Linked DNA regions of Mus musculus: all the other regions are linked to region 3. Evidence: chromatin loops called from intact Hi-C (ENCODE). Cell type or tissue: left cerebral cortex. All regions are shown on one strand. Links, peaks and the distances in the headings refer to the core of each region. The heading gives the core; the rest is flanking DNA.

The links. Hi-C counts contacts between places; a loop is a spot of excess contacts. Peaks named below come from ENCODE experiments on the same cell type or tissue, not always from the same donor. Only the 100,000 strongest peaks of a DNase experiment are listed, where the experiment ranks them.
Region 1: it touches region 3 in a loop (2.3-fold over the local background); 3 of 42 quality-filtered maps call a loop at or near these places.
Region 2: it touches region 3 in a loop (2.9-fold over the local background); 3 of 42 quality-filtered maps call a loop at or near these places.

Annotation. Positions count from the first base shown.
Region 1 is chr1:171,995,052-172,005,490 of GRCm38, reverse strand. Vangl2 (VANGL planar cell polarity 2) reads left to right here. Exons shown (of 8, transcript NM_033509.4): 8 at 629-4,531. The coding sequence ends at 889. Among named protein-coding and RNA genes, the nearest start is that of Vangl2, 27 kb to the left of the region's middle. In left cerebral cortex, for the core only: a CTCF peak has its summit at 4,595 (motif pointing right); a DNase peak (open chromatin) is centred at 4,617.
Region 2 is chr1:172,007,884-172,018,322 of GRCm38, reverse strand. Vangl2 (VANGL planar cell polarity 2) reads left to right here. Exons shown (of 8, transcript NM_033509.4): 2 at 4,978-5,240; 3 at 5,375-5,495; 4 at 8,275-8,882; 5 at 9,680-9,816; 6 at 10,277-10,412. The coding sequence starts at 5,170. Among named protein-coding and RNA genes, the nearest start is that of Vangl2, 14 kb to the left of the region's middle. RefSeq lists an enhancer at 1-2,554. In left cerebral cortex, for the core only: CTCF peaks have their summits at 6,120 (motif pointing left) and 7,714; DNase peaks (open chromatin) are centred at 2,059, 6,097 and 7,756.
Region 3 is chr1:171,667,202-171,677,640 of GRCm38, reverse strand. n-THatg1 (a tRNA gene) reads right to left here and starts at 8,202; the gene lies at 8,130-8,202. In left cerebral cortex, for the core only: a CTCF peak has its summit at 4,983 (motif pointing left); DNase peaks (open chromatin) are centred at 4,329 and 4,996; H3K27ac peaks cover 430 bases.

The DNA.
Region 1 (10,439 bases), core at 923-8,922, 330 kb before region 3:
CCCAAAGGAAGATTTTGCCTCTGCTGACTTTTATCGATTGGCTTACCTCAACCTCGTTGCCAGCTTCCTATAATGGCGCTCTCGGAGCCTTCCTTGTTGAGTGGGTGATAAAGAGACTGGGAATGTAGCTCAGTGGTAGATCAGGCCTGAATTCTTGATTTCATTTACCAGCAAAACAGTGTGTGTGCACATGGATGTACACACACACACACACACACACACACACACACACACACACACACAGAGTGTTGCACTTGAAGCTTTTCTTGGCCCACTTCCCTCTTAGTGTAGGCCTACATGGTTCTAGTCATATCAACTGTATGAAAGGGAAGGAAGAAGGAAGAATGAGGTTCAAGTAGCTCTAGCCACAGCCTGGTGCAAGGAACAGGGTGAAGGATAGGGGTGAATTCCAGTCCTGACTGGAGCTGTATCACTTCTGTGCATGTCATTGTCCCCATCAATATATTAGGAGTCTCTGGCTGTCTTCTGCACTCACATTTGAAGATACCAGTTCATGGGTATAGAATGAGCTTAGAAACACCCTAGCTATCTTAGAAAGCTGTGTCACAGAGGATGAAGGGTGGGTGGGTGCACGAGATGCCCCAACAGTATCTTCTCCCTTCCTCAGGCCTTCCTGGAGCGATATTTGGCTGCTGGACCCACCATCCAGTACCACAAGGAACGTTGGCTGGCCAAACAGTGGACCTTGGTGAGCGAGGAGCCGGTGACCAATGGGCTTAAGGATGGCATCGTGTTCCTCTTGAAGCGCCAGGACTTCAGCTTGGTAGTGAGCACCAAGAAGGTGCCCTTCTTCAAACTCTCTGAGGAATTTGTGGATCCCAAGTCACATAAGTTCGTCATGCGGCTGCAGTCGGAGACCTCTGTGTGACTTTTGCAGCAGCCGCGGAGGAGGGATGTGGGGGGTTCCTGCGGAGTGGGAGGGGCTTGGTTCTCTGGCCCTGACACATTTCTGCCAGTCCTACTTCCTCTTGCTCTTGTTTGTTTTTGTTTTTTGTTTTTTGTTTTTTTTTTTACTTGAATTAACTTATCCTGTACCCAGTCTCCCCTCTTCCTCAGTTTTTCCCATCTGGAAATCTGGAGATAAATCTTGTTAACAATACCTGGGAACCACCCTGCCCTCCAATTTTGTATCACTCCAGGCCCTGCAGGAAACAGTGCCTCACAACTCTCCCATCCCCCCACCCCATTCTTCCCCCGCAAACCTTCCCTGGATGGAAGCATTCAGGGCCTTCCGGATTCTACCCTTGCCTCCTGAGCTCCAACTTAGAAATGTACATTCTTAGAGCCGCGCTCTCTAGTGGCCCCTGATAGAGTTTCTCTTGGGGGCACAGCTCTGACCCTAGAGGACCATGGTGCCAAACTCCTGTGGGACAACAGCTAATCCTATCCTCGGTCCCTACGCTTAGCCCTGAGTCCCTGGGCAAGGATGCACCTGTGACATAATCCCAGAATTAGGATTCTCTCTGCAGTCTTGCTCGCCAGTGTTACAGCTGTGCTTCCTGGTACACACACACACACACACACACACACACGGACACACACGGACACGGACACACACACACAGCACCTCACAGATACACACACTCACACACACACACACACACACACACACGGACACACACACGGACACGGACACGGACACGGACACACACACACACACACGGACACGGACACACACACGGACACACAGCACCTCACAGATACACACACACACATACACACACACACACACACACACACACAGAAACATAGAAGAAGGGGAAGTGCAGTCTTCTACTCAGGAGTCTTTACTGCTGTTTCTGACTTGTATGGTCATGTGATCATAGGCAAACAGAGGTGGAACCTCTCTGACCACTTTACCAGGGCTGTGGGGAAGGTGTAATGTGTCTTTCTTAGACAACTCCCGAGAGGAAGGGCAGGATAGACCCCTGAGGTTGGAGAGACCCTTGTCACTGACCTCACTTGTCCCTCTGAACCCACTGACCTGTTCTTCCCCACCCTTCCCCATGAAGGATACATGTTGACTTCTTAAGGACTCCATGACATGCAGACCCTGACCAACCTTGGGGTCGAAGACATTTTGTGTTTTGCGCCAGCTACCACAGTCCTGCTGAATTCGGGCTCCGAGACCTGTGGCCTCGTCTCTTATGGGGAGGGGCCAGGAACTCCTTCTCATCCCCTGCCTTAAATCCAGTTCTTTGCCTCAGGGGTCTCTTTACCATGGCCTTCCAGGGTCCCATCCTCTTTTCTCCCGCCTCGCTTTCTGGGCTCTTTATCAGGGTGAGGGACCAGGATTACTGCCTTTTGTGGGTATTAGCTCCTCGCCCCATTCTAACTAACACAGCCTTTGCAGCAAATCTGAACGAATCTCAGTAGTCACTTTGAGCAGGATTCCCTAACCCTCTAATGGATATTTTTCAGAGTAAACTTGAGCCTTTAAATTAGACACCTTTAAATTATTTTTTACCACAAGGACTAGAAATAGGGAACACCCACATCTTTCTTTCTGGGATCCATGCGGATGACTGTCCTGGTGGCTTCGATGGAGAAATGTCCCTGTGTCACTTCTTTAAATAACCCTCAAAGCCCCTGCACGGGCCCTTCACGTCCCTGGGTATTCTGCTGGTATTTGCTGTGCAAAGCACGCCCTAAGATGGGGTACCTTTGATCTCACCGTGCGGCTGCAGGATTCAAAGTGGAAGCCTACCTACCAGTTACTAAAGGGCTTGTCCATTAGGGCTTACTTTGTTCTCATGGGAATGGTCTTTGGAGCTGACTTACGCAGGGCCTCGAGGTTAGCTTAGGGCTGTGATAGAGGTGCCTGAATAAATTCCAGTGAAATTACGATGTCCTTGGGTAATGGGAAGGTATCTTTTCTTTAAAAAAAAAAAAAAAGAAAGAAAGAAAGAAGAAGAAGGAGAAGAAGAAGAAAGAAAATTCAGGTTTCAGAGGAGAACCTTTTGAGTCACGTAAATACCTCACTATCCTGGAAAGCAGGGCCCGGATGGTGATTGGGGTCATTGCCTTTGTGGGCAAGAGCGGGTTTTGCTGTTGCTTTGAGGAGTGGGTGGGTGGGGTGGGCCGAAGGAAAAGATTTGGGATCTTAGTTGATGCCCTAGGTTAGGGGCACAGGAGTGTTTATTTTAAGAACCTGCCATGTTTTTTAATCACTGTGATATTTCCATTCCTTTTATCCTAAAACAAAGAGAAGAAGTTTCCCTGACTCCCTGTCTAAGCACTAAGGGCTGTGACTTAAGAATGGTAGCGTTTTGGTCCTTCGTGTCAGAACTGTGGTATCTTCGTCTGCTTTGGTTGTTATTATTTTTTAAGATGTCAGGATGAATTGTCAAATGTATGGCTCTGTGTGTGCGAGGTGTGTGTGTGTGTGTGTGTGTGTGTGTGTGTGTGTGTGTGTGTGTCTTTTGCTTCTCCAGAATGGGAAGTTGTCTTCATGCTGTGAACTGCTATGGGTGGGCAGCTGACCCAGTCTCTCTGAGCAGTTTCCTCAACCAGCGCTGTCCCACCGGTGGCTCCGTGGTTTCTCATGCTTGCACTGCGGGCATGAGACTAGCCTGCTCAGCTCTCTCACCATAGGGGATGCTGGGCTGGGCTACTCCAGTGCACTCTGTGTGTGTGCTCCGGCTGGGTGGCATCCTGGCTCATCCCCACTACACAACTTGGCCTTTGTTTTCATGACCTCAGTGCGGGCTTACCGCTCTTCCCTCTACACCAGGACGCCGTGCCTCCACACCAGGACACCGTGCCTCCGTCCATCACCTACCTCGCCACTGTCACCCTCCCCATTGGTCCCTTTCCAGTTTCTCCTTAAATGTATGTCTTTGTTCTCTCTGTTGATCTCCCACTTCCTCTGATCCCTGCCATTACGCTCTGTGCTTTCGCTCCTAGCTGGCTGGCCACAGCATTCCCGTTGTGAATCCTGATTTAATAAAGACAAGGAGGCAGGATTCTCTTAGTCCCTGTTTGTCTGGGTCCCTGCTCTCCCTGTTGGTTGGGCCTAGCTCTGCCTTGTCCCTTCCTGGTGTCTGTCTGTCGGTCTTTTTTCTTTCCTCTCTTCTCCCCGTGGGGCAGCATCTGCTGATGGATTCTGTTCTGATTGTGTGATTGTTGTAATTTGTCCTTCTGTGCGCAAAAGGAAGGGCTTCTTGAATCTCTTCCAAGTGAGATTGTAAATGTAGAACTTTCCATTGTTGGATCTAGATTTTTTAAAATCCTTTTTCTTCTCTCTCTTTCTTTTCTTCTTTTTTATTTTCAAAATTTTTAAAACAAATTTTTGGGGCTATTTTTTTTTTGTTTGTTCCAGAGCTGAGACCTTGTGCATGCATGTAGAAAATTGTAAAATGTAAATTTTTTTTAATATATAAAAAGCTTGTTTTTACATTTGCAGTGGATTAAACATTATGGCAATTTTAGGGACTTTTTTTTCTTAAACATAGGAACTAAAACTGTACAAAAATTTTTTTTATATATAAAATAAAGACATTTGACTTTAGTGGGGGTTTTCTGTTGCTTTTCTTTTTTTCAAAGTGGGAGCTAAAGGTGGTCAGGGAGGAGTCCGGGCGGTAGGGGGCAGTGTGGGCCTTGTCATGCCACTGCCTCCAGCCAGTGTGGAGAATGAAGGGAAATGAGAAACTGCTTGCTGTTAACTGGATTCTGAGGTGAGAGAGCTGTGATGGTTAATCATCTGGGGGTGGGGCTCAGGGTGAGTGTCAGCCTGCATCTTCCTTTGTAAGCCTGTGTTTGCATGGCCTCCAGGTGAAAGTCAGACAGTGCTGACATGACGGCTCCTTATGTTTCATTTATAAAAATCCCCCGACATTACATCTGGTTTTATTTACTTTTTAAAAGATGGGGTCCTGGGGCTGGAAGGATGGCTCAGTGTTAAGAGGACTTGTGGCTCTCACAGAGGACCCCAGTTCAGTTCCCAGCACCTACATTGGCGGTGGCTCCTAACTACCTGTAACTCTGGCTCCAGGGGATCTGGTGTGGGGCCCGCTTCTGGCCTCTCGCACTTTCTCTCTCTTTATATATACATATATATGTATACGTACATATATAATATACATATCTAATGCATAATTACATACATTATATGAAAATCCTTTTTTCTTTATTCTTCTCTCCTACAGTAGATCCTGACTGCATTTTCCCTTCCTCCACTCCTCCAGTCCCCTCTCCCTGCCTCCCTTCTCTCCCAGTTTCACTGTTCCTCTGTTTTTCTTCAGAAAAGAGCAGGCCTCCCAGGGACATCAACTGAGTGCAGTACATGGATGAGTGCTCGCCTTGCTTCACATCCTCAGCAGCATGAGCCGTCACTTGTGTTATTGACCTTAACCATTCTGACAGGTCTAAGATGAGATCTCAAAGTACTTTTGATTTGCATTTCCTAAAGTGGACATAATGATGAATGGAATCGAATCGCAGGCCTATTGAAGATCCACACACCTGTGGACACCTTAGTTTTGTTAAAGAAGCCAGAAACACATAATGGAAAAAAAAAAGCATCTTCAATAAATGGTGCTGGTCTAACTGCACGTAGAAGAATGCAAATAGATCCATATTTATCACCCTGCACAAAACTCAAGTCCATGTGGATCAAAGACCTCAACCTAAAACCAGATGCACTGAACCTGATAGGCGAGAAAGTAGGAATAACCTTGAACTCATTGGCATAGGAGACAACTTTCTGAACAGAACACTAATGGCACAGGCATGGATTCTCATGAAACTGAAAAGCTACTCTAAGGCAAAGAACACAGTCATCAGGACAAAACATCAGCCCACAGAATGGGAAAAGATTTTCACCAACTCTACATCTGATACAGGGCTACTACTATTCAAAATATATAAAGAACTCCGGACACTAGGCCTCAATAAACCAAATAATCCAATTGAAAAATGGGGTGCAGATTTAAACAGAATTCTCAATAGAGGAACCTCGAATGGCTGAGAAACAAAGAGATGCTCAAAAGATAATCTTAGGAGAGGGAGGAGGTCTTACTGTGGAGCCCAAGCTGGCCTTGCATCCCTGGGTTCCAGAGATTCTTCTCCCTCAACTGCCAGAGTGGTTAACACAGTGGAAGTCTGCGGGGGGGTCGTGGTGGCGCACGCCTTTAATCCCAGCACTCGGGAGGCAGAGGCAGGTACATCTCTAAGCTTGAGGCCAGTCAACCTGGTCTATAGAGTGAGTTCCAGAGCAGCCAGAACCACACAGAAACCCTGTTCAGGTTCTGGAAACAAACAAACAAACCAAAAAAAAAAAAAAAAAAAAAAAAAGGTACCTCCATAGCAGGCTCTCTGAATTCATGTGCTCTTGGCCTCTTCTCTCCCCACCCTACCCTCCCTACTCTGTAACTAGGCTGCCCTCGCACTCACACTTTCCAGTCTTCCTGTCATTGGCTCGGATTTCTGATTGGTATTACAGGTGTGCTCCAGGCTGGACTCCTAGTCTTCGAAGGTTAAACCTAAGCTCTCCTCTGTGGAGATGGCACGCTTATTAGATAATGCCCTCCTTTCCTCTCGCTCGTGGCTTTTTCAGGTGTTGTGGGTGTGGATATAAGATCCAATCTATTGGAGATGCCAGATCAGAGAATCTAATCTAAATTGGGGTGGGGGGCCCAATCAGTGTTCAGCAATGATCGTAAGGGGGTGTGTGGTAGGGGAGGGGTTTTAGGATTCGAGAGGGTACCCCCTTGAGATTAGGTTTTATTTCTATAAGCATTACTGGTCTCTCTCCCCACATAATGCTGGTGGGCAACAAAAATATTGTTCATGAGGCAGATGAGATGGCTCAGAAGTTAAGAGTGCTGTATGTTTTTCTAGAAGACCTAGCAAACACAGGGCAGCTCACAATCATCTGTAATTCCAGCAACGTAAGGGGATATGATACCCTTTCCCATCCTCTGAGGACACCAGACATTCATGTGGTATACAGACATCCACACATGCAAAAACCCCATATGTATTTTTAAGCCCTTCTTTAAAAAACAACAGTGGTTAAGAATATTGCTATGAATAATTGGGTAGATTAACATACTAAGGACTGGAAAGATGGCTCAGTCAGTAAAGCGTCTGCCACACAAGCATGAAGACCTGAGTTCAAATTCCTAGTACTCATATAAAAAGCCAAGGAGCTAAAGGGGTCTGCAACCCTATAGGTGGAACAACAATATGAACTAACCAGTACCCCCGGAGCTCGTGTCTCTAGCTGCATATGTAGCAGAAGATGGCCTAGTTGGCCATCATTGGGAAGAGAGGCCCCTTGGTCTTGCAAACTTTATATGCCTCAGTATGGGGGAACGCCAGGGCCAAGAAGTGGGAGGGGGTGGGACTTTTGGGATAGCATTTGAAATGTAAATGAAGAAAATACCTAATTAAAAAAATAAATTAAAAAAAAAACTGGGTAGCAACTGGTTTTGCTGAGGAGGAAGGGAGACAGACAGATCTCTGGAACTCATTGGCCAGTCAGCTTAGCTTCACCCTGTCTCGAAAAATAGGACAGAGAGCAATCAAGGAAGACACTACCTTCACATGCATGGATATGTGCACATACCCACACAAGTTCAACACACACACACACACACACACACACACACACACCAATATGGACACATAGGACCTTTAGCCATTGTTGTTTTGTTTTTTTTGTTTTTTTTTAAAAGATTTATTTATTTATTATATGTAAGTACACTGTAGCTGTCTTCAGACACACCAGAAGAGGGAGTCAGATCTTGTTACGGATGGTTGTGAGCCACCATGTGGTTGCTGGGATTTGAACTCTGGACCTTTGGAAGAGCAGTCAGGTGCTCTTACCCACTGAGCCATCTCACCAGCCCCCTGTTGTTTTGTTTTGAGATAGATAGGGTCTCATATATCCCAGACTCTCTTGGAGATGACCTTTAACCTCCTGAGTTCTGGGTTTTTAGGCCTACATCACCACGTTCAATTTAGGTCGTGCTAGGGCTTTCTGGATGCTAGACAAGCATCTATCAGTTGAGCTATACTCCAGTCCCTTGTTTCTTTATTAAAGATTCTTTCTTACATGGGCACAAGAATACTTCTCTTGAGACAACACCCCTGTCCTCTTTGTAGTTAAGCCTGTGGAAGATCACTTCTATTTGTTGTTCTCAGTTCACCTCGCGGTCAGATTTCGACTTACTATGGCTGAATCTCTACGTCAAACCTTTGAATGATTGAAATATAGAACAAATGCCTCTTAGTATACTAAGTTTTGGTTCAGTGCCTTGATATTCCCAGCCTGGTACTAAAAGTACTTTACTTTGGCTGGTAAAGATAGTGGCTATGATGCTGCTCTCACTGAATTGACCCTTGTGGACTGTGGAGCAGTCTATTTAACATCTTGAACCTCTTCCTCTAAAAGGTGGTCCAGGCTGGGCATGGTGGGGGACGCCTTTAATTCCAGCACCCTGAAGGCCGAGGAGGCAGATGAATCTGTGAGATTGAAGCCAGCTTTGTCTATAGAGTGAGGACAGCCAGGGCTACGCAGAGAAACCCTGTCTTGAAAAAAAATCCCAAACCCAAACCAAAAGCCAGTCTAGGAACAAATCGCCCTTTGACTGGATCTCAATGCTTGTCAACAAGACCATATTTTCTTTTGGGGTTTGCTAGAAGGGACAGTCGTGTTCTCAGTCATGTGTCAGGTAACAAAGGGTGTTTGTAACCGTTAGCTACAGAAGCTACAGTCTGGAAGCACTTCAGCTATCACCGAAGAAGGCAGGGACTCAGCTTAGTGCATTGTCAAGGTCATGACATAGCTGCTCCAATGGGATTGTCTAGCCTTTGGCTTTGTAATGTTGCTGAAAAAAAAATAGCAGGCTGTGGTTCTTGGTGAGGTGACACGATGTTACACTCAGTGATTTGTTATTAGCTTATTTTTTTTTTTGTGGGGTGGGGAGAGGAACAATTCAATCTACAGAACTGAAAGTCAACTACATAAGATAGCTCCTGATTTTCTTTATTAGTCTAAGCAAGTGATGGGAAGGCTCTTCCAGTTGCTGGGAAAGTTGCATGGGAGAAAGTCAGCTTTTGGAAAACTATTGCGTCAGTGCATGGTAAAGTAGTAGGAAGGAGAGAGGGAGGGAGGGAGGGAGGGAGGGAGGGAGGGAGGGAGGGAGGGAGAGAAAGGCAGGGAAGAGGGGGAGAGGGAGGGAAGGGAAAGAGAAGGAGGGAGGGAGGGAAGGAGGGAGGGAGGGAGAGAAAGAGAGAGAGAGAGAGAGAGAGAGAGAGAGAGAGAGAGAGAGAGAGAGATATGCAGCTTGGAACAGCAAATGTCACACATGGAATCGGTGGAATAGTGGGAAAAGGTACTGGCTTAGATGGTTTAGGAAACATGGGCAAGGCATAGGTTTCTCTTACCTCAGTAAGTTTCAGGAAGATGTTTCTTTATGCTAGACATTGGGATGCAGAGATATATAAACCATGGCTTCTATTCCCTAGGAGCTCCCAGGGCTTTTGCTAGCACAAATGAGAAATACTATTGTGGCTATTTTGTCTCCTACTGTTGACACCTAAGTTATTATAATGTCCCCCAGAGGAGGTCCAGGGGACAGACTGAAGCAAGCAGTGAGAATGTGAACCATTTTGAAGCCACCGCTCAAAAGGCTACCTGTACACCGGTATCCTGTAAGAGAATCTGTGGTTGAGAAAACAAATTGAATCTAGTTAATAGTTTATTTGTTCTCACTTTAGGACACAACTAGCCTGTGCTATTTGTGGCTTAGCCAGGACAAATATGTGCTTTAAACTGGAAAGGTAGGCTTTTAGGGCAGCACGTCTATGTACGTTACTATAGTGGTGGATATTATCGTAATTTGTTCAACTCCGCAATGTAGCTTACCAAGACTGAACTGCAATGCCAGCTATGGACTCTGACGCTGTGAGTCATTGTAGGTTTGCCAGTTGTGACCAATGTTCCACTCCATGCAGGATGCTGATCATGGGGGAGGCTGCGTAGGTGGGGGGACGGGGAACGTGAGGAAAATCTCTGGGCATTAGACTCCACTTTCCTGAGAAACCACAACACTTAGAAAAATGAAGTCTGTATATGTAAAACAAACAAAACCCTAAGTAAAACACCATGTACAGCCATATGTAGTTTTAAACATAGATCGAACAATAAAAGCACTAGTATAGTTGTTAAGATTTCAGTTTAAAAAAAAAAGTGGAAATGTGATGCAAAACATCTGAGAGGAAGGGGAGGGCCTCCTGTGCTACCACAGATGCCAAACATTTGCATGACCTTCACTGTGGGGGAGACCGGTTAGGGTGGGTTTGTTCCTTACACGTTCCTCTTAATGTTGGTTCCCACTGATACCCTAGCATGTAATTTTAGGTTAGAGTTTTTACAGTCTAGATTAACTCCATTTGAGGGGTTGTTATCT
Region 2 (10,439 bases), core at 1,467-9,466, 340 kb before region 3:
AGGTGCCTGTACTTTTACTCAAATCAAAAGCCTTAAGTCTCTATTATTGCCTGGCAGGGCCACCTGGTTGGACTCATCTTTGAAGCTCCGGGAAATAGTATGGTGTAGGCAAAGCTTTGAACCTTTGTTCTGCTTTTTCATGATCAGTCTCATGACTAGGTGCTCTGCTCCTGGGCCAATGGCTAAGTTAAGTTACTCCCACCCCACCCCAAAGTAGGCACTCACGGCTTGGAAGTACAACTTAGGAGTTACTGCTTACCTACCCATGGGTCACGGTGAAGAAGGGTGGCCAAGCCAGATTCGGTAAGACCCTGATTCTTGGGTAGGAATCAGAGAGGGTGATAACAGGCAAGGGCCCACAGATGAATGCCTCTTCCGGAGAGCACCAAAGGAGTAACTGGCCAGGCAGGACTACCCTTCTTGATCCCTGGCTGAGAAGAGAAAATGGGGCCTACCAGAGACAGACCCTGATCCAAGCAGAACTTTTAGCTTCTTTCCCATTTTCCCAGCCTCATCGTTTTCTGGCCAAAGTCTTCTCACATGAAAGGCAGGTAGTTGCATCTCACAGGCCTGCTTCCAGCCCTCTCCCTGTCCGTGGAGAGGAGGAAGGGTTAGCCCCTTCTGAGGTGTGCGCCTGTGATCCATTCCTCCCTCCCTCTCCCCTCTGGCTGAGTCACCCTGGCTTCTGCTTTTTCCTAGATGCATCCTCATTGTGTTCTCCTTGGGTCCCCAGCCCAGGTCTGAGAACCTGAGCTGCATTGCAGGCCTGGGAGCAGTGGCAAAAGGACACAGTGACCACAGGCACACACACACACACACACACACACACACACAGAGACACAGAGAGAGACACACACACACAGACACACACACACACACCCCACTTGACTCTCCACTCAGCTGAGGTAGAGTCAGTTGGTCCTGGTCTGTGTTTACCCTGCACCCCTATCTACTCACACACCCTGTACCCCAGGGCCCTGCTCTCTCTGCCTCTTGCCAGGTTTTCAGTTTATATTTTCTTGAGGCCTCCAATTGTTTCCATGAAGAAACCCGATCCCAAGCTCAGACAAAAGCTGGGGCTGCCAGAGGAGAAACCCCATTCTCTCCCCCTCCATCCCATTCCCCCACCTCTATAACCTTTCTCGCTTTGGATGCTGGGTAAGGGTTCCAGGACCTGGCTGCCATCACCTAGGCAACAGGGGGCTTTGGTTGCTATGGTGATCAATGTGGGAGAAGCTGGGCAGCCGGGACAAAAGCCCCCACATTCCCCTCAGCCCTCCTCCCAATTCCCTTGGGATGTTACTGAGACACATTCCATTAATTTTATTTCTGAAAGGCTTTTGGAGGGGAGAAGGGTCTCCTTTTTGTGTCGGGCTCTCTCTGCTCCCCCCTCTCCTCTTTGGCCTCCTTTTAACCCCAGATAATCCATGACTGGTTTGAGCAGGGGACTCAGTGCTTGTGTCTGTGTCTTGAGGAGTGGGGTGCAAGTTGAGAAACAGTGAGGCATATTGGCTTTTTACAGCCTCTGCCCCTCAGCTGGGAGCAGCTCAGCCCTGTGCCAAGTCCAGACTTCTCTCCTGTCTCCTCACTGCTCTGACATTTCTACTTGTTGATCTCATCCGCTGGTCCCCTCCTCCACTTTGTTTCTTGGGAACACTGCCCGCTCGAGAGACCCTCCAAACCTGATTTTTGAGACTGATTAAATAAGGGGAATTTCTGCCCATCTCTTGGCCTACCTTTCATCCCTTCCCAGTGCTGGAATTAGCTCCCTTGGGTACCCAGTGGGACAGCAGGCAAAGGCTTCAGAAGTTGTGGTCCTTTGGGTCCCTGTGTTTGGTGGTTGAGGGAGGAGCGTGTCTTGCTGCATTTTGGGACAGCCTTCTGTGTGCCAGGGCTGTGGGGTCTGTCCTTGGCTGGGGAGGAAAGTAGGGGGCTCCAGGCTATGTAGCTCAGAGCAAAGAGTTGAGAGATGACTGGCACCCTGTGTGGCTAGAAAATTATCTGCAGGGGAAACAGTAGCTTTCACCTCACATCTGGGTGTGTTTGAAGTAGTAGGCTGGGGTGTGTGCGCTCCAGAGTTCTTTATTTAGTCCCACGATTTATTTATACCGCCGCCTTCCCTAGTTTCAGAGGAAGTGGTTGGGGACTGGAGTTTGAGAGCTTATTAATTGCTTAACTATTAGTAGCTACACAGTCTATGAAAGCGCTTCTTTCATCCCTGTGTTCCTTGCAGTTACCCCACGAAGGAGGTATCTTCACCTCTTGTTTTACCGAAAGACCCACCAGCCCGTAAGCGCAGTAGGGTTAGTAGCTTGCCCACGAGTCACCCAACTCAGTAACGGAGAGCCAGGTTTTAAACCTGAATCTTTGTGTAAATTCCAGGCTCTTTTGGCCACTGGCTCTGAGATGCGGTGCAGGTATATGGGGGTGAGGATGAGGAAGGAGAGGGTTCTAGTGTCTGTCTGGATCTAATCCGGAGCTCTGCTTTGTCCTTTGGCTTCATCATCCCCTCTGTAATCCGTTGGTCTCAGAGCCTCCTGGCAAAGCTCAGTCTTTAAGGGCAGAGCTAGAAGGACCAGGTGGGAACCACATCAAAAGTGTCGCAGCTGCACCGTCTAAACCGTACGGAGGAGTGAACCAGTAGAGTGGGTTCCTGGGGGTGGGGGGAGGGGAGGGGAGCCCAACATGTAATTTGCAGACAGAAGGGGTGAGCATGGGATGGACCTTGTGTGTTGCCCTGTTTTAGAGAGGTTCAGTTTTGTTGGAAGGATGTCTGTCCCTGAAGTATGTGTCTACCACATGTTGCTTTGATGTGGGGGATATTGAAATCACTGGCTCACGCATTGTCTCCACAGAACTCTGTCAGGAAGAGAGATGAGTAGATTTCACATTGATTCTTATCTCCCCACAATGGCATTCAGATAGGCAGGCGTATTCATTTACTCCCTGGGTATCAGTTACTGTATCCACAGGAGGGGAGATGGATGCAAATATGTATCCTCCTTCCTTCTGCTCCTCCTCCAAGTCCAGGCAAAGTCATTGGAGAAACAAAGCAAGTGTGTTTCAGTGCTTTAACATCCCAAACTGCTCAGCGGGATCAGGTTGTGGGTTGTGTTGATTCCTTCCTAGAACTCCACTTGTCTTTTTGGCTGTCTTGAGGCTTCACTCTGCTGGCCTCTTAGCCTCCTTCTCAGTCTCTTTTTTTGCTCTTCTTGTTCTCCTGGACACGTGCCGTTTGGAGATCTTGCATCCCATCTCCGGAGCTCAGTACAGCGTCTCTGCATGTTGACCATACCTTCTGCACAGACTCCAGCTCCTTGGACACCCAGCTGCCCATTCCTCACAGAGCTGCCGTGAGCTTTGTGTGTGCGGGACAGCGTACTCCCAGCCCTCTCCCACAAGCTTGCTCCTCCCCACAAGTGCTCCGGCATAAACTCTCCCAAGCTTGCTTCTTCTAGTTCTCTGCCCTACCAGAGTTCAGTGTCTGCTCCCTTGCTCAGGGTAGGTTTTTTTTTTTTTTAATTATTTAAATTACACTTTACTTACGTATTGTGTGTGCTTGACTGGGTGGTTTTGATGTGCCCGTGTCCCCCCTCCCCACTTCATCAGGTCTAGTTAGTTCTGCAACTCCATTTCTTATGTCTCACTTGGGTCTAGTGGCCGAGTCCTCCTGCTGAGGGACCTTCTCACCGATCGCTCCGTTTCTGCTTCTTCTTTCCAATCCAAGTCAGCACAGCTAAATAGGCTTCCCAGTAACCTGCAAATAAAACTGCAAGTCTTTGTGCGGCTCCTACAGCTTCTGCCAGCCTCTCCCTGAGCTGTGTGGTGTATTGTTTCTTAATTGCGCGGAGCCATTTCTTGACTTGGCCTTCCATGGTATGGTGTCATTCCCTCCCTTTCTTGGGCTTTTTCTTCTTTTCTTCGGCATGGTCAGATGTCATTTTCCCAAGTTTCTAGACATTCAGTTTAAAGTTTCTCCACAGGGCTGGGGATGGAGCAAGCCCAGTGGCAGAGTGCTTGCTCAGTATACAGGGTTCAATCCCTGATACATTTGTCTGTTGCTGGGTAACCTCGTGTTCTTTTCCTTCCCCCGCACTGACTAAAGTGGCTGCTTGTATTTATTGCCTACCTGTTAGTGTACATCTCCCCCCAGACCATATACCCAGTTATACCACAATATCCAGGTCATAGCAAAGTATATGGTTCACTGTAGGTGACTTAGAGAGCTTTGCTTATCAGGGAGTGGAGCCAGGAGGTGCTCAGGCATAGGAATGACTTAAGTTAGTGTTGCCAGCATCAGTGGAGAAGATGACCTTGGTTGCTAGAGTACCTGGGGCATCTGTGAGAGTTGGGGCTGGGCTCTGAAGGATGATTGACAGGTGACAGGTGGCTGTTGAAAAACCATTCAGTGTAGATGGAGGAGGCTGCTCGTGGGCCCTAAGTAGAAATAGGCTTCTGTCTTGCTTGCCCAGGGATGTTAGGCGTTTGGAAGATGCTTCTTTTTGTTTTTTATTCTACCATGCCAATCTCTATCTCCATTCACCCACGAGAGAGAGAGAGAGAGAGAGAGAGAGAGAGAGAGAGAGAGAGAGAGAGAGAGAGAGAGAGAGATATTTAGATTTTGTTCTCGAAAGCTTGTACATACAAACTTGTGTCTCTGAGTCTCTGTTTTCCTGACTGAGAACAAGAAAGCAGTGCTTTAATTCTTCCCCATCGGGCACCCCAGTTGGATGATTCTGGGTGTCCTTCTTGCCCTCGGAGCTTGTGCTAGCATCTTTCCCAGCCTGGAATACTATGGGTGGGGAGGGTCTTTCCAGCTGACAAAGCCGGAGGAGCTGAGACGGTTGGGCAGAACAGGACCCAGGAATGAGGTATTCTCATGGAGCGCCTGGGATCCCAGGGGAGATGTTTTTTCCTTTGTGTCCTGTCCTATGGAAAGCCTGAGCTACCCTCTAAGCAGTTGCTTTATCTTCTCAGGGAGCTGCCGCTTGAATTTCTCTGAGATAAGCCCACTTGTCCAGCAAAATAGAGTCCCTCAGGGTGACGGTTGACTTCCTAAAGGTGCCTCTTGGCCTGAAGAAGCCTGTGCTGAAGGAGGTGGCTGTGGGACCCCCCAAGAGGTCCCAGCCCGCGGCCCTGGAGCGCTACAAGGCACGGCGTTCGGACGCCATGGACACCGAGTCCCAGTACTCGGGCTATTCCTACAAGTCGGGCCACTCCCGCAGCTCCCGGAAGCACAGGTGGGTCTAGCTCCGAGCGGATCAGGCTGGTAGAGAGAGGTGGTGTATGCTAAGGTGGTGGGGTAAGGGGCTGCCGAAGGGACCTGGAATCCCCTCTTGACCTTTGTTTCTGTTTCTCTGGCTTCCTGCTGCAGGGACCGCCGGGACCGACACCGCTCTAAGAGCCGGGATGGGAGTCGTGGAGATAAATCAGTGACGATCCAGGCTCCGGGAGAACCCCTGCTGGACAATGAGTCCACGAGGGGGGATGAGCGGGTGAGCACTGGGGCTAAAGTGGTTTAGATCAGATATTTTGTGATCCTCTGGGGTAGGTGGAGTCTCCTAGGCAAGTCAAGGACTGATAGAGATCTAGGATACATCTCACCCAAGATCAAGAACGGTATCTTTTTTGTTTGTTTATTTATTTTTTTCGAGACCAGATCGACTTATGTAGCTTGTTTTTGTTGTGAGACAGTGTGGCCCTAGCAAGCATTGAACTCACAGAGATCTGCCTGGCCCTGCTTCCAGAGTGCTGGATTTAAAAGTGTGCACCACTATGCCTGGCCCCTGGACTGATTTTATAAACAGAATCCTCCTGTCCCTGAGTCCCAAATGAAGGGACTACTATGCCTGTCCTTTGTTTCGTGTTCCAAGGGGGGATCTTGTTGCAGGGAATTCAGGGAATTTAGATGTTAGTGGAAACTCTTTTGGAGGTACTAGTTTCAACCTGATCTCCAGGGGCAGAGGTGGTTTAGCTGAGTGAGGAGAAATTTCCCTGCTGTTCCGAAGCTCCTGGCAGCCAGTAAGGTTGGCGCAGGCTGGAGTAGGAGGGCAGCGGTGGTGGTGGGTAGGCCACAGGTTTCCCTCGAGCCTCAGATGTTCGCCCTCTGCTGTTAGCTTGTGGAACAGCATCATCTAGGTCCTAGGGAATAGGGGTTTGGAAAGAGTCAATGGAGCTGGTTGGGGCACTCAGAAGAGAGACTGGGCAGTTAGAGGGGGCACCTTGGAAAAGAGCAGTTGTTTCTGTCCTGACTTCTGGTCCATTGCACTCCCTGGATAGAGAGGACAGTAGGCAAGACACAGTCCAGGAATTTAGGAGGGACAGGATTTGTGGTGACACTGAGATTGCCCAAGTCTATTCTTATTCTTTCTTCTTGGGAGTATCTTAGGCAGTGGAGACTCTTAGCTTCTTGTTCCTGGGTGGGCAGGGGCCTGTCTGACATTGGGAACTGTTTTCTTTCTGTAATATAAGGCCTCATGGATTTTTGAAGTGACTTTGAGGTATGATTAAACTCACCTCCTGTTGGGTGGGGTTTCCTGCCTTGATCTTTGAGAGGGTAGGCAGTGTATCTGGGGGTCACTGGGTGAGGGTGGGGTGGCTCCAGTCCCACAGCTGACAGTGGGCAGCTCTTCTGCCCTGTATATTCAGATAAGATTCTTCTCCCATCCTTGGGAGAGGAGACTCCTCAGCTCTGTAGCCACTGGCCCATCCAGGTGGCCTCCTACTCTGCACTGCATATCTCAGTCCTGTAGTTTGTATCCCCTGGGGTTTAGGGTAGGATTCCATATGCCCAGGCTGGACGTGAACTGTGGGTCCTGAAAGTCCTGGTGGTCTTGGGAGATCTCTGTAGGATACTCTCTAGCCAATGCAGAGAAGCAGCTTTGAGCAGACCACACTCTGAAGGGCACCCGAGAGCCCATCTGTCTATGCTGACATCCACAGATCTTGTACCATGGGTATTCGGGTGGTCACCCCACAGAGCTAGCTTTATAGAGACCCACGGTGACCCTGAGTCTGCAGTGAGTTTCCCATCTTTTATTTAGGTCATTCACTGATCTTCCTTTCCCTTCTTCTCCTTGAATGAGAAACTGCAGTAGCTCCTCATGGCTGGAGGATAGACAAGGTCTCATGTAGCTCAAGCTAGCCTTGAACTTACTGATGTAACTGAGGATGGCTTTGAACCCCTGACCTTTCTTCCTCCACCTCCCAAGTGCTAGGATTGCAGGCATATACCACTGCCCCTGGATTTTTCTTTTTTTCTTTTTGAGATTGTCTTGATTTGTGGCCCAGGCTGATTTTGATCAGCCTCCTGTGCTCTGGGATCACAGACATGTATCACCTCACTTGGCTGGAATAGATGTCTGTTCCTGGCATCGCCACACGGCCTGCTCAAGTGGCTTTGACTTCCCCTTCCTAGCCACTGTGCTCTCTGCTCCTGCACGTGGAGACCCCTGCTTCTCTCTTTCCTCAGGGTGCCTTGGTTCATGAATCTCTGCCCTGGATATTCTAGCTCTGGCTTCTGCTGAAACCATGGACTAGTGCACAGGCTGGCAGAAACTTAGGAGAGCCCATCTAGAACATGAATGCTGGAACAGGTTCATCGGCATCTTGTTTAAGTGCAGATTGTGGCTTAGTAAATAGGGGATGGGCCTGCCGGTCTGCCTTTCTCCCATTCGCCCAGGCGATTTCCATACTGCTGGTCCGCAGAGTGCATTCTGACTAGCGGCCCCTAGAGATCGCTTAGCTCCGAGAGTTCCCAATCTTGGCTGAGCATTATAATCATCTTGGGAGCTTAAAAAAAAAAAAGTTGACAAGCAGATCTCACTTTGCATAATTGGTATGTTTTCCAAGCTCCCTCGGTGATTCTACTGTGTGCAGCTGGGGTTAGGAACCACTAATTCAGATGAGCTTCTTGTATGTCACCCGCTGCTGGAGGTCAGCTCGGGTCCTATCACTGTCTGGAAGCTGCCTGCTTTGCCTGGCAAGCCTGCCCTTGGGTCACTGTCACTGCTCGAGACGCTCCCTTGGCAGTTGTCCTGTGCTCCCCTTCGAGGGCCATCGATGCACATGTGGTATCTTTCCCCCTGACCTCAGTGCAGCGCCCCAGGGACTTGGGTTTTAGATGGCAGTTTCTGCAGCGACAAGACAGGCACACAGTGAAGCTCAGTGACTTCTGATGACTGTATATGTGTTGATTTCTCTTTCCTGTCCGCTTTCCCATGTGTACCTCTGCTCTGCCTGCCTTTTCCGCTCCACCCACCTTCCCGACTGTAGGATGACAACTGGGGAGAAACAACAACGGTGGTCACGGGCACTTCTGAGCACAGTATCTCCCATGATGACCTCACGCGCATCGCCAAGGACATGGAGGACAGTGTCCCGTTGGATTGTTCCCGCCACCTGGGCGTGGCGGCAGGGGCCATTCTGGCGCTGCTCTCGTTCCTCACCCCGCTGGCTTTCCTGCTGCTGCCTCCACTGCTGTGGCGGGAGGAGCTGGAGCCGTGTGGGACGGCCTGTGAGGGCCTCTTCATCTCCGTGGCCTTCAAGCTGCTCATCCTGCTGTTGGGCAGCTGGGCTCTGTTCTTCCGCCGGCCCAAGGCCTCACTGCCCCGAGTCTTCGTGTTACGAGCTCTGCTCATGGTGCTTGTCTTCCTGCTGGTTATTTCCTATTGGCTCTTCTACGGTGTGCGCATCTTGGACGCCCGGGAGCGGAGCTACCAGGGCGTGGTTCAGTTTGCCGTTTCTCTAGTGGATGCTTTACTCTTCGTGCACTATCTGGCCGTAGTTCTGCTGGAGCTCCGTCAGCTCCAGCCCCAGTTCACACTCAAGGTCGTGCGATCCACAGATGGGGCCAGCCGCTTCTACAATGTCGGCCATCTCAGGTATGGGTGCACGGCAGTAAAGTGGGACTTGGTGTAGGACAAAGATGAGACCCAGATGAGACCCGAAAAGGTTTAGGGGAAGGAGGGGGAGGGGGAGGGGGCGGGGCGAGGGTGGGATGGCGAGGACAATACGTGATGAACTAGTGGGGCTGGGCGGAAGGTGGTTTGCACATAGTAAGAGTTCAGTGGCATTTTCAGCCTAACGACAAAGTCGTGGGCAAGATGTCAGTGGGAGTTGTGAACTGGCAGTGACGTGCAATTCGAAATCAGGACCCTTAGAGGAGGATGGGCCAAGAGGAAGAGAGGTAAGGGGTATAAACCGAAGGTTTCTAGCCTTTTCTCGGAGGCATTATTATTATTATTATTATTATTATTATTATTATTATTATTATTTTGTGTGAGTAGTCAGTACATGTTACTGAGATGAGCCGGCCAGAGATGGACCGCCAGAGGGAGAGATAGAAAATTAGCTCCTACCAGGCTTGTGGTCAGAGGTCAGCGGCATCTCTTAGGTCCTATCAGAAACCTTGGGAGAATGTCGGAAGGGATGAGGAGCCCCTTGGTTGGGGCTTATTTACCCCCTGGCTTCAGCATAGAGGAAATGAGTAGCAGACCCAGCCTTGGGAAGGTGGCAGGGGCCTGGTAAGTATAGACCTCAGGCTTGAGCCAGGCTTCCTGGAAGCAGCTTGTCCCTGTCATGTGCCCTCTCCAGCCCTGCCGACCTGCCCTGATGTGTCCCTTCCCCTGCGCCCCTTGTCTGTCCCTTCTCCCTCTCCCTCCTGCCGTCTCCCCAACAGCATCCAGCGAGTGGCAGTGTGGATCCTGGAGAAGTATTACCATGACTTCCCTGTCTACAACCCCGCCCTCCTCAACCTGCCCAAGTCCGTCCTGGCCAAGAAAGTGTCTGGCTTCAAGGTGTATTCTCTCGGAGAGGGTGAGCGGCCCTGCTCCTCCACCCCTCCCGGCCTCTTCCTAAGCAGGACCCCAAGCTACCTCCCTTGCCTTTTCCTTTCTCTGGCCTGTGTCCCAGCCCCTCTGTTCTGTCATTCCCCTTGACTTCAGGTAGCTGGTCATAGCTGCTATCCTTTTTATGCTATGGTGTAACCCCTGGTTTAGCTCCTGTGTCTGCTCATAGCCCTGGTCTCTACACTCTTTGGCCCCGAGCTGCAAAACCTCCTGCATCAGGAGGAAAAGATATATATATGCAGAATTCCTCCCCTTTCAATGCCTTTCTGGTCGCTTTCTTGCAGTTTCTCCCAGAGGTGGCCAGGAGGGCCGGGACGGGGAGGCATTGCTGGGTGGTGGGGACATATCCTCTGGCTGTCAGGCCACGTTACCCCGAGTGCAGAGGCTGCACTTTTTCTGACCATCTCCTCTCTCCTGATCTCGTACAGAAAATAGCACCAATAACTCCACGGGCCAATCAAGGGCTGTGATCGCGGCTGCGGCACGGAGGCGCGACAACAGCCACAATGAGTACTACTACGAGGAAGCCGAGCATGAGCGCAGAGTGCGCAAGCGCAGGGCCAGGTGGGTGCTGGCTGTGTGAGTCCGGGG
Region 3 (10,439 bases), core at 1,729-9,728:
CATCGTCGTCTTAGCTTCACCATCTTGCAAAGCAGTTCAATTAGATGTCAGCTCAGTGTAAAAAACTCTTCCTGTGAAGAAGGATCCTTTGGCTGACACCAGGATTTCATATCCCCCTCCCCCAATAGAATTGCTAGGGAAATTTAACTGGGTTCCATTGTTTCAATTGTCCAATAGAATAAGGAAAGGATGGAAATGTTTCTTACTAAAAGGTCCTTGTTCCTTCCAGGGTAGTTATACTCTGAGTCTACCTTTACCCAACAGGGAAGTGTGGAAGATCAGGCCTCACTGAAAACAGCTCTCAAAGGTCAACTAGGGTGTGATAACTGACTCTCATTTTTTGTTTTTGTTTTGTTGTTGGTTTGGCTTGGTTTGATTTTTCAAGACAGTGTTTCTCTGTGTGTAACCCTGGCTGCCCTGGAACTCTCTCTGTAGACAAGGCTGGCCTCAAACTCACAGAGATGTGCTGAGTGCTAACTTGTTTGATATGACCTGGTGCGGCAGACCCTCTTGGATCCCTTGTCTGTGTAGGACGGGTCTCTGGGTGCAGATGAGCAAAGAGTCGGCGAAAATGACAGACAGATGCACACAGGAGATTGTGTAGAATCTGAATGTACTTTGTCAAGTTGAGCATCGAACTTTTTGTACAGAAGAATAACAAGAAACCAGGCAAGATACATCCACTGAATTACAGTGACACAATACAAAAGGAATGTATACATCAAAAGAAGGCGGGGACCAGGCCTTTGCCACAAGGAAGGGAGCTAGGTGTAAAGCTAGTGTATTGTTAAGCCCACCACCAGGGGTTCTGCTCTAGCAGACCTTCTCATGAATAATGCAATACCACAACCCCCCTATTTCCTGGGCCCTGATAAATTCTTATATGAGTTTCTCAGGCTACAAAGCAAACTTCACTGGAGGGTGCATAGCAACCTGGTGTTTAAAAAAAGAAAAAATAGAAGAAGAAAAAGAAGAAGAAGAAGAAGAAGAAGAAGAAGAAGAAGAAGAAGAAGAAGAAGAAGAAGAAGAAGAAGAAGAAGACAGACTCAGCCCAAGAAACCTTTCATGTACCACCCTGACTCCATCTTAAGGATAGAAGCCATTTTGCTAAAAGGTCAAAATAAGTTTGTTTCTGGTTGTTGCAAAATTCAAGCTTGACTGTGCTCTAACCTACTTCTGGAATTTTACATACTCTTCACCCTGTGGAGTTTGACTCACACCTAGAACATACCCTGATAAAATGCTCTTTCAAATAATTTAGAAATGTTCAGCCAAGTTCCTATGTAACCAAACCTCATCTGGAAACCCCTAATCCCTAGCCTTACAGTTCTGGGGGGTTATATAAACTCCTGCCTTCAGCTTTGTCTGATGTTATCTTCTCAAATCCCACTTTAGGGAGATAGCCCTATCTGATAGAAAATAAAGTTTGCATAATTTGACCAAAGATTTGTGTAAGGGTCTTTACTCTTGTTTGGTGGAACTAAAACCTTCCATCTTTAAGGCATTCCCTGGGAACAGACATATTTGGAACATCCGTTCCAAGGTTTGAGGTGCCTCTTCAAGTCTAAAAAAAACTGTAATACCAAGCCTGAGAGAAGCTACACAGAAAGGATCAGCAGCTTACACAGGGGTGAATCAGCTAACTATGGCCTAGAACCGCAGGTGTCTAACTCCCTAGGGCCAAGATATGCCTACAGAGAAGGCTACAGAAACCTCTTCTGTGACTTTGTTCAAGAAGACTGACCTCATCGTGTGAATTTAAACAGAAGCTGTAGTACCTGCTCTTGGTGGGCCTTCTCCACTACTATCTGCTTGTAACAAGGTCATGATAATGATAGAGTTTTTGAGTATTATATTGGTCAAGGTTCTTTAGATTAACAGAGCTTACAGAATGAATATATACTCATATTAATAATATATGTTCATACATATATATGAGATTTATTAGAATGACTTATAGGCTGTGGTCCAGCTAATCCAATAATGGCTGGCTATGAACAGAAAGTCTAAGAATCCAGAAGTTTCCCAATTTACAAGGCTAGATGTCACAGTGAGTCTTCACTAGACACTGGAATCCTGTAGAAGTGGGCTCTAATGCCAATGAAGGAGTAGATTTGCAAGTGAGGGTGAAAGCAACCAAGCAAAGAGCAAAAGTGTCCTTCTGCATGTCCTTATATGGGCAGACAATAGAAGGTGTGACCCAGATTAAAGGTGGATCTTCCTGCTTTAAGATCCAGATCAAAGGCAAGTGTCTTCCCACATCAAAGATATGGATTAGAAGATCTTCCTACTTCAAATTAAGAAAAAAAATCCCTCACAGATATGCCCTCCATTTTTGGATTTTAGTTAATTCCAGACATAGCCAAGTGATAACCAAGAATAGCCATCACATGTATCCATTAAGGCAGATAGTTGCCAGAACTTTTATCTGCATGATCTTGTTCCAACCCAAACATCCCAATGAGGACACCCATAAACCCCATTCTCGTTTTATGGAAGAGAAAACTTAGCTCCAGAGTTATAGATATATCGCAGTGGGTAGGGCACTGGCCTAGCACGCAGTAGATCTCCAGAACTGCATACATCAGGTGTAGTGGGACATGCTTACTCGTAGAAGTCGGAAGACTTAGAAGTTTAAAGGTCATCACCCTGTTCCACACACTAGATAGCAAGTTAAAAGCTAGTTTGAGCTACCCGAGACCTTGCTTCAAAACCAAGCAAGAAACCCCCAAAGTTAAGAGTAAGACAAAACATTTCTCAGAGAGGCTCAGAGTGTGTCCTAGTTGGTGGGATGGGGTGGGTTTCCTGGCAGGATGGGGTGGGTTTGTTGGTGGGTTGGGGAGGATGTAGGAGGAAGCTCTGCACCTACATTGAGAGTGACACCAATAGCAGATCACTGGAGCCAGAGAGGCTCAGGAAATCTGCACAGTGCTGTCAGTTACAGACATTTTAAAGATAAGAAAGGGGGTTGGATCTGGTGCAGTCATAGCACCAACAGAAGATACTGAAAAGTCCTTCCTTTTCTAGGAACTGGTGTTCAGTACTCAGCATTCAGCACTTGGCACTTCATAGAGCAGATACCATTTTACAAAGGTCCCTGCTTCGTTGGTGACTTGACAGCCTAGGATGTTCTGTGGACCACACTCTTGGGAAACCAAGGGCCAGTGTTATGGAACTACTTACAGAACATAGCTAGATGGTGGGGTCAAAACCTTGACTCAGAGCTACACAGCATCCAGCAGGCTGAACTCTGGGGAGGCAGAGGTTGTAAGTAATCTTCCTACACACTCCTAACAGTTCCCTAAACATTAGAAAGATCACACAGGGACCAGCGCTCACAAAGAAACTCCTAAAGAATTGTTCAGAGGTATGACCAGTGTCTTAGACTCTACCTGGAAACAATACCAAGACCTAACCAGGATCTGCAATGCAGTTTTCCAAAGAAAATCCCAGAGAAAAACACCACCCATCTGTGTGCCAATACCTGAAACCTGAGTTTACAAAAATGCCCAGGGATGAGATGGACTTCTAAACACCTAGGAAGGGATGCTGAGAGGCTCAAAACTAAACCAAGCAAACAGACCAGACAGTGTTCATGTACTGGATTTTCATCCAGCTCTTTCATTTACACAGATTCCTCCTTTAATACCAAAGTCAATTTAGCAGGCCACCTTTGTCCCACTCTGCTCTTGTCTCTACCCTTCTTCCCTTCCTCCTCTCTCCTCCTCAGTTGGGTTAATCTTTTTGTGCACTGTGTAAAGGTTACCCTTGTATTATTCAAATATTGGTTTACCTACCCGCAGAGCTGTTTACAGGCCTGACCTTGGTATTGTTATTTTTATTGGATCATCACACCTGCCTAAAGATTTCGTAAACATTTTCTCCATCATCTTCTGATTGGTTTAATAAAGATCTGATGGTCTATAACAGGACAGGAGAAGAAAAGTGAAACTTCAGAGTATAGATAGGAACTCTGGGAAAGAATCAGGCCTGGGAAATGCTCCAGCCAGACATGGAGAAAGTCAGACATAGTGACTACCTGTGGAGTTACTAAGTTATACAAGCTAGTCGAGAACAAGCCAAAGATACAAAGCACATTTAAAATAAACCTTTGTGATTGTTTCTTGAAAAATTTTGACAATGTGAATTAAGAGTAAATATTTGCATTGCATAAAAAACAGATAAAAGGCCTCAGCTTTTATAACTAGTAAAAAGTCATTATTGGGAGCTGGCGAGTTGAGGTGGTCTAACAGTATTCGGCTCACCAAATGTAGGGCTAGAAATCTAAACTTAGGCAGACTAGGCTTTAGGCCAAGCCCAGCATGGAAGCCTGGGACACGGTTTCCTAGCAACCTAGCAAACCAATGAGCAGAAGGTGACAGAAGGCTCAGAGCAGCTGAGATCCAGCTGACCTGCAAGCCAGCAGCACCTGCAGGCAAGCAGGGCTTATGAGGACCAGTGCAGAGGGAGGCCTTAATGCTCATGTCTTGCAGAAAGGTAGCTCAGAGCTGGACAAAGCACAAAGTTGATGGATGTGGCAGAAGCCACCACTGAAGACAACCCTGAATCAGAGGCTTGCAACATCTGCTGCTGAGGACTGAGTGAACGCAGGAAGCCAAGATCAGGAAGTCGAGATCACAGAGGAGCCTCTAAACCTGTACAGAAACTAGCAATGACCAAAAGTAAGAGTTTATGTAAGTGTGGATGCAGAGGTAAATGTTTAAGTTTGAAAATAGTAAAAGAGAAACAAATAGCAAGCTTAAATAATAAAGTCTCCAAAGAAAGGAGAGAGTTGCAGAGTTTAAAATATATTTTTTTTCTATGTTTAAAAAAAAAACTCAGAGGGCATTTGGACCTTGTATAATTTTGTTTCAATTATCAGCATAGAAATAATTAGATGTGCAGTAATGGCTGCAATTTCATATATCCTCTTTAAGAAAGATCAAAACAATCTTCAGAGGAATTCAATCTAAAACCCATGGCACCACCTTGTGATAAAATTGCAGAATGGCAACCTATAGAGATGCAATACACTGGGTTAAGAATAGAGATACACTGAAACTTATTGAGGAGAAAGTAGGGAAAACCCTCGAAGATATGGGTACAGGGGAAAAATTCCTGAATAGAACAGCAATGGCTTGTGCTGTAAGATCGAGAATCTACAAATGGGGCCTAATAAAATTGCAAAGCTTCTGCAAGGCAAAAGACACCGTCAATAAGACAAAAAGGCCACCAACAGATTGGGAAAGGATCTTTACCTATCCTAAATCAGATAGGGGACTAATATCCAATATGTATAAAGAATTCAAGAAGGTGGACTCCAGAAAATCAAATAACCCCATTTAAAAAATGGGGCTCAGAGCTAAACAAAGAATTCTCACCTGAGGAATACCGAATGGCTGAGAAGCACCTGAAAAAATGTTCAACATCCTTAATCATCAGGGAAATGCAAATCAAAACAACCCTGAGATTCCACCTCACACCAGTCAGAATGGCTAAGATCAAAAATTCAGATGACAGCAGATGCTGGCGAGGATGTGGAGAAAGAGGAACACTCCTCCATTGTTGGTGGGATTGCAAGCTTGTACAACCACTCTGGAAAGCAGTCTGGTGGTTCCTCAGAAAACTGGATATAGTACTATTGAAGGATCCTGTAACACCTCTCCTGGGCATATATCCAGAAGATGTTCCAATCGGTAAGAAGGACACATGCTCCACTATGTTCATAGCAGCCTTATTTATAATAGCCAGAAGCTGGAAAGAACCCAGATGCCCCTCAACAGAGGACTGGATACAGAAAATGTGGTACATTTACACAATGGAGTACTACTCAGCTATTAAAAAGAATGAATTTATGAAATTTCTAGGCAAATGGATGGACCTGGAGGGCATCATCCTGAGTGAGGTAACTCAATCACAAAGGAACTCACACAATATGTACTCACTGATAAGTGGATATTAGCCCAGAAACTTAGGATATCCAAGATATAAGATACAATTTGCTAAACACATGAAACTCAAGAAGAACGAAGACCAAAGTATGGATACTTTGCCCCTTCTTAGAATTGGGAACAGAACACCCATGGAAGGAGTTACAGAGACAAAGTTTGGAGCTGTGTCAAAAGGGTGGACCATCTAGAGCCTGCCATATCCAGGGTTCCATCCCATAATCAGCTTCCAAACGCTGACACCATTGCATACACTAGCAAGATTTTGCTGAAAGGACCCAGATATAGCTGTCTCTTGTGAGACTATGCCGGGGCCTAGCAAACACAGAAGTGGATGCTCACAGTCAGCTATTGGATGGATCACAGGGCCCCCAATGGAGGAGCTAGAGAAAGTACCCAAGGATCTAAAGGGGTCTGCAACCCTATAGGTGGAACAACAATATGAACTGACCAGTACCACGGAGCTCTTGACTCTAGCTGCATATGTACCAAAAGATGGCCTAGTCGGCCATCACTGGAAAGAGAGGCCCATTGGACTTGCAAACTTTATATGCCCCAGTACAGGGGAATGCCAGGGCTAAAAAGTGGGAGTGGGTGGGTAGGGGCATGGGTGGGAGGATATGAGGGACTTTTGGGATAGCATTGGAAATGTAAATGAGGAAAATACCTAATATAAAGTATTAAAAAAAAAAGAATAGAGATTCTATGTGATGATGGCACTTTAGAGCAATGAAATACAATATCATATATATTTCATTTTGTAGAGTTTGGAAAATTAAAATACAAACATACTTTGATACATCATACAACTGATACATATTCAGAATCCCAAAGGGCTTCTGCCTTGAGTTCTGAAAAAGAAAGATTCTGAGATTGTATGTACATTTATTAGAAATAGTGTTTAATCTTAGAGATGCCTTTGTAGATAGAAGCTGATGATGCTTTATGGCATATATATCCAGTAGAGTGCAATGTTTTACACATTATAGCATAAAACATGTTACAGATATATCTTACAATCCTACAGGTCAAGCAATTGTAAACCATCTAACTACCCTTTAAAGGAAATGTTCATAAAATGTAAGGGGGATATGGCATCTACCAAAGGCAGATTAAATAATACTTTACTATCTTTCGAATGTTTAAAATGTTGATGAGACATGTAGCACAGCTCCTGAAAAGCACTGGATTTTAGAAAGGACTCATGAATTAAACCAACCCATATACTATAAGGTTGTGCTAACTTCAGAGTGGAAGTCAAGAAATGTGTTGGGGGAGAGGTTTCAACAGAAAACGAAAAATTGTGGATTCCTTTAACATTAATAAAGATTTTTTTTAAATCGAAATTAAATTAAAAATCTAAATTTGATGAGGGGGGCCTCCTGAAAATGCTGGCTGCATACATGAAAGAAGAAACCAAGAAAAACAACAAAACAGGTAACATACATGCCAATCCTTCTATGTGGGAACAGCTGGTAGACAGGCTGGGACATGAATGTCTCTGCACAGCCAATAAATCTTGTTGGCTACAGAGTCCTCGGGACTTATTACATGCCATCCTGTCGTATAACATGGATGGGGATTTATACTGCAGTTTGGGTATACTCTCCAGATTTATAAAGTTTGATGCCTTTCATGCTCAAACAAAGAGCAAAGAATCATCTTTAGATGTGTGCACATTACACATTCCATACATGTTACAGGTATGTATATTACCTTTAAAAGTTTATGTGTTTTCAGAGCCAAAGGTCCAAACACCAATGAAGACAGGACAAGCAGCCCAGGTGATGCAGCCTCACAGGCAGCCTCAGTAACTGTTTTCTCAAAAACCTATAGCCATGACAACTTCAAAGGCTTCAGTCAGGACTTCAGTCAATCCCTGCACTTTCCCATCACACCCTGGACAGCAAATGTTAATGGATAGGTCTTCTTGGACTTGGCCAATATCCCAGTTGTTTTGTTTTGTTTTGTTTTGTTTTGTTTTGTTTTGTTTTGTTTTGTTTTGTTTTGTTTTGTTTTGTTTCAAGACAGGGTTTCTCTGTGTAGCCCTGGCTGTCCTGGAACTCACTCTGTAGACCAGGCTGGCCTCGAACTCAGAAATCCGCCTGCCTCTGCCTCCGGAGTGCTGGGATTAAAGGCGTGCGCCAGCACACCCGGCTAATAAAGGAGTACCAGTCCCAACGAGCCAGACAGGAGTCGAACCTAGAATCTTCTGATCCATAGTCAGACGTGTTATCCATTGCACCACTGGTCCGCAGACCCAGTTTTCTTAGGTTCCCCAAAAGATGTCACCACCCTGGAAAGGTGGAAACTTCTGGTTCCTTTGGAAAGTCAGTTATGTCAAATGATATTTTGCTAGGGCACACAGGTGAAAGGACGTTTTGCTAGAGCAGATATCTGAAAGAACATTTTGCTGAAGCAGACACAGGTGAAAGGATGTTTTTGCTGTAGCAAACATGTAAAAGGACACATGATGTTTAGAAAGAATATAAATATGACCCCACAGACAGTAGGAGGGAAAGCATTGGTTTGCCCTGCTCTACCTTGCTAGTCTTTGCTGATGGCACACACATATTGGCTCACTTTACACTGCATTGCTGAGCTTTGCTTGCTGTGACATCATAGAGAGAAACTCATCAAAGAACTTCTCTGTATTTGCCAGGCACTGGCAGAGCCTCTCAGGAGACAGCTGTAACAGGCTTCTGTCAGCAAGCTCTTGTTGGCATCCACAATAGTGTCTGGGTTTGGTGGTTGTATATGGGATGGATCTGCAGGTTGCACAGTCTCTGGATGGTCCATCTCTGCTCCACACTTTGTCTCTGTATCTCCTCCCATGGGTATTTTGTTCCCCCTTCTAAGAAGGACTGAAGTATTCACACTTTGGTCTTCCTTCTTCTTGAGTTTCATGTGTTTTGCAAATTGTATCTTGGGTATTCTGAGCTTCTGGGCTAATATCCACTTACCAATGAGTGTATATCATGTATGTTCTTTTGAGATCGGGATACCTCACTCAGGATGATATTTTCTAGTTCCATCCATTTGCCTAAGAATTTCATAAATTCATTGTTTTTAATAGCTGAGTAGTACTCCATTGTGTAAATGTACCACATTTTCTTTTTTTTTTAAATTTATTATATGTAAGTACACTGTAGCTGTCTTCAGACACTCCAGAAGAGGGAGTCAGATCTCATTACAGATGGTTGTGAGCCACCATGTGGTTGCTGTGATTTGAACTCAGGACCTTTGAAAGAGCAGTAGGGTGCTCTTACCCACTGAGCCATCTTACCAGCCCGTACCACATTTTCTTATCCATTTCTCTGTTGAGGGACATCTGGGTTCTTTCCAACTTCTGGCTATTATAAATAAGGCTGCTATGAACATAGTGGAGCATGTGTCCTTATTACATGTCAGAGCATCTTCTGGGTATAGGCCCAGGAGTGGTATTACTGGGTTCTCAGGTAGTACTATGTCCAATTTTCTGAGGAACTGCCAGGCTGAATTCCAGAGTGGTTGTACAAGCTTGCAATCCTACCAGTGCCTGACAAATAATAGAAGTGGATGCTTGACTGAGCACAGGATCCCCAGTGAAGAAACTAGAGAAAGGACCCAAGATGCTGAAGGGGTTTGCAGCCCCATAGGAGGAACAACAGTATGAACTAATCAGTGCCCCGAGAGCTCTCAGGGACTAAACCACCAACCAAAGAATACACATGGTGGGACCCATGGCTCCAACTGTATATGTAGCAGAGGATGGCCTTGTCCGTCATCAATAGGAAGAAAGGCCCTTGGTCCTGTGAAGGCTTGATGCCCCAGTGTAGGGGAATGTCAGGGCCAGAAAGCAGGAGTGAGTGGGTTGGTGAGGAGAAGGAGTGGGGAGGGGATAGGGGGTTTTCAGAGGGGAAACCAGGAAAGGCGACAACATTTGAAATGTAAATAAAGAAAATATCTAATAAAAAAATGAATAAAAAAGAACTCTCATGAGGTTCCTGTGGCTTCTTGCCACTTCAGCAGTCTTGGGTGATTGGCGAACCTTGCAGTGGCTTCTGGATTGAATTGCCCTACCTGATTTGTGTGTGGTGCCTGCCAAGTGGATTGGACTGCAGCTGCTGATTCATGTTTGGTGTTTGCTAGTGGACTGGACTGAGAACAACGAAGATTGAAGTCACTCCAAAGAACTATTTCTAAACAGGTCCACTTCCCCTATATCCTAATAACCTTCCTTTTCTACTACCTCTTGTGTGTGGTAAGCTAGAGGGGAGTTTGAACCCTTATTAAAGCAGGTTGAGAAAAATTTATGTCTATATCACCTCCAGACAGCAGGAAGCAATTTTAAGAGCATGCTATCTACATCCCCTAGAGGTGGAGTGGGTGGTTTTTGGTCACTCAGTGGGTAGCTGATTAGGGGTTTGGTTACAAATTGTTAGTAGTCTTGGTCTAAGAGGAGACAAAGGAAAAAAAAGGTTAGATTCAAGGATTTATTTCTCTTTTTCT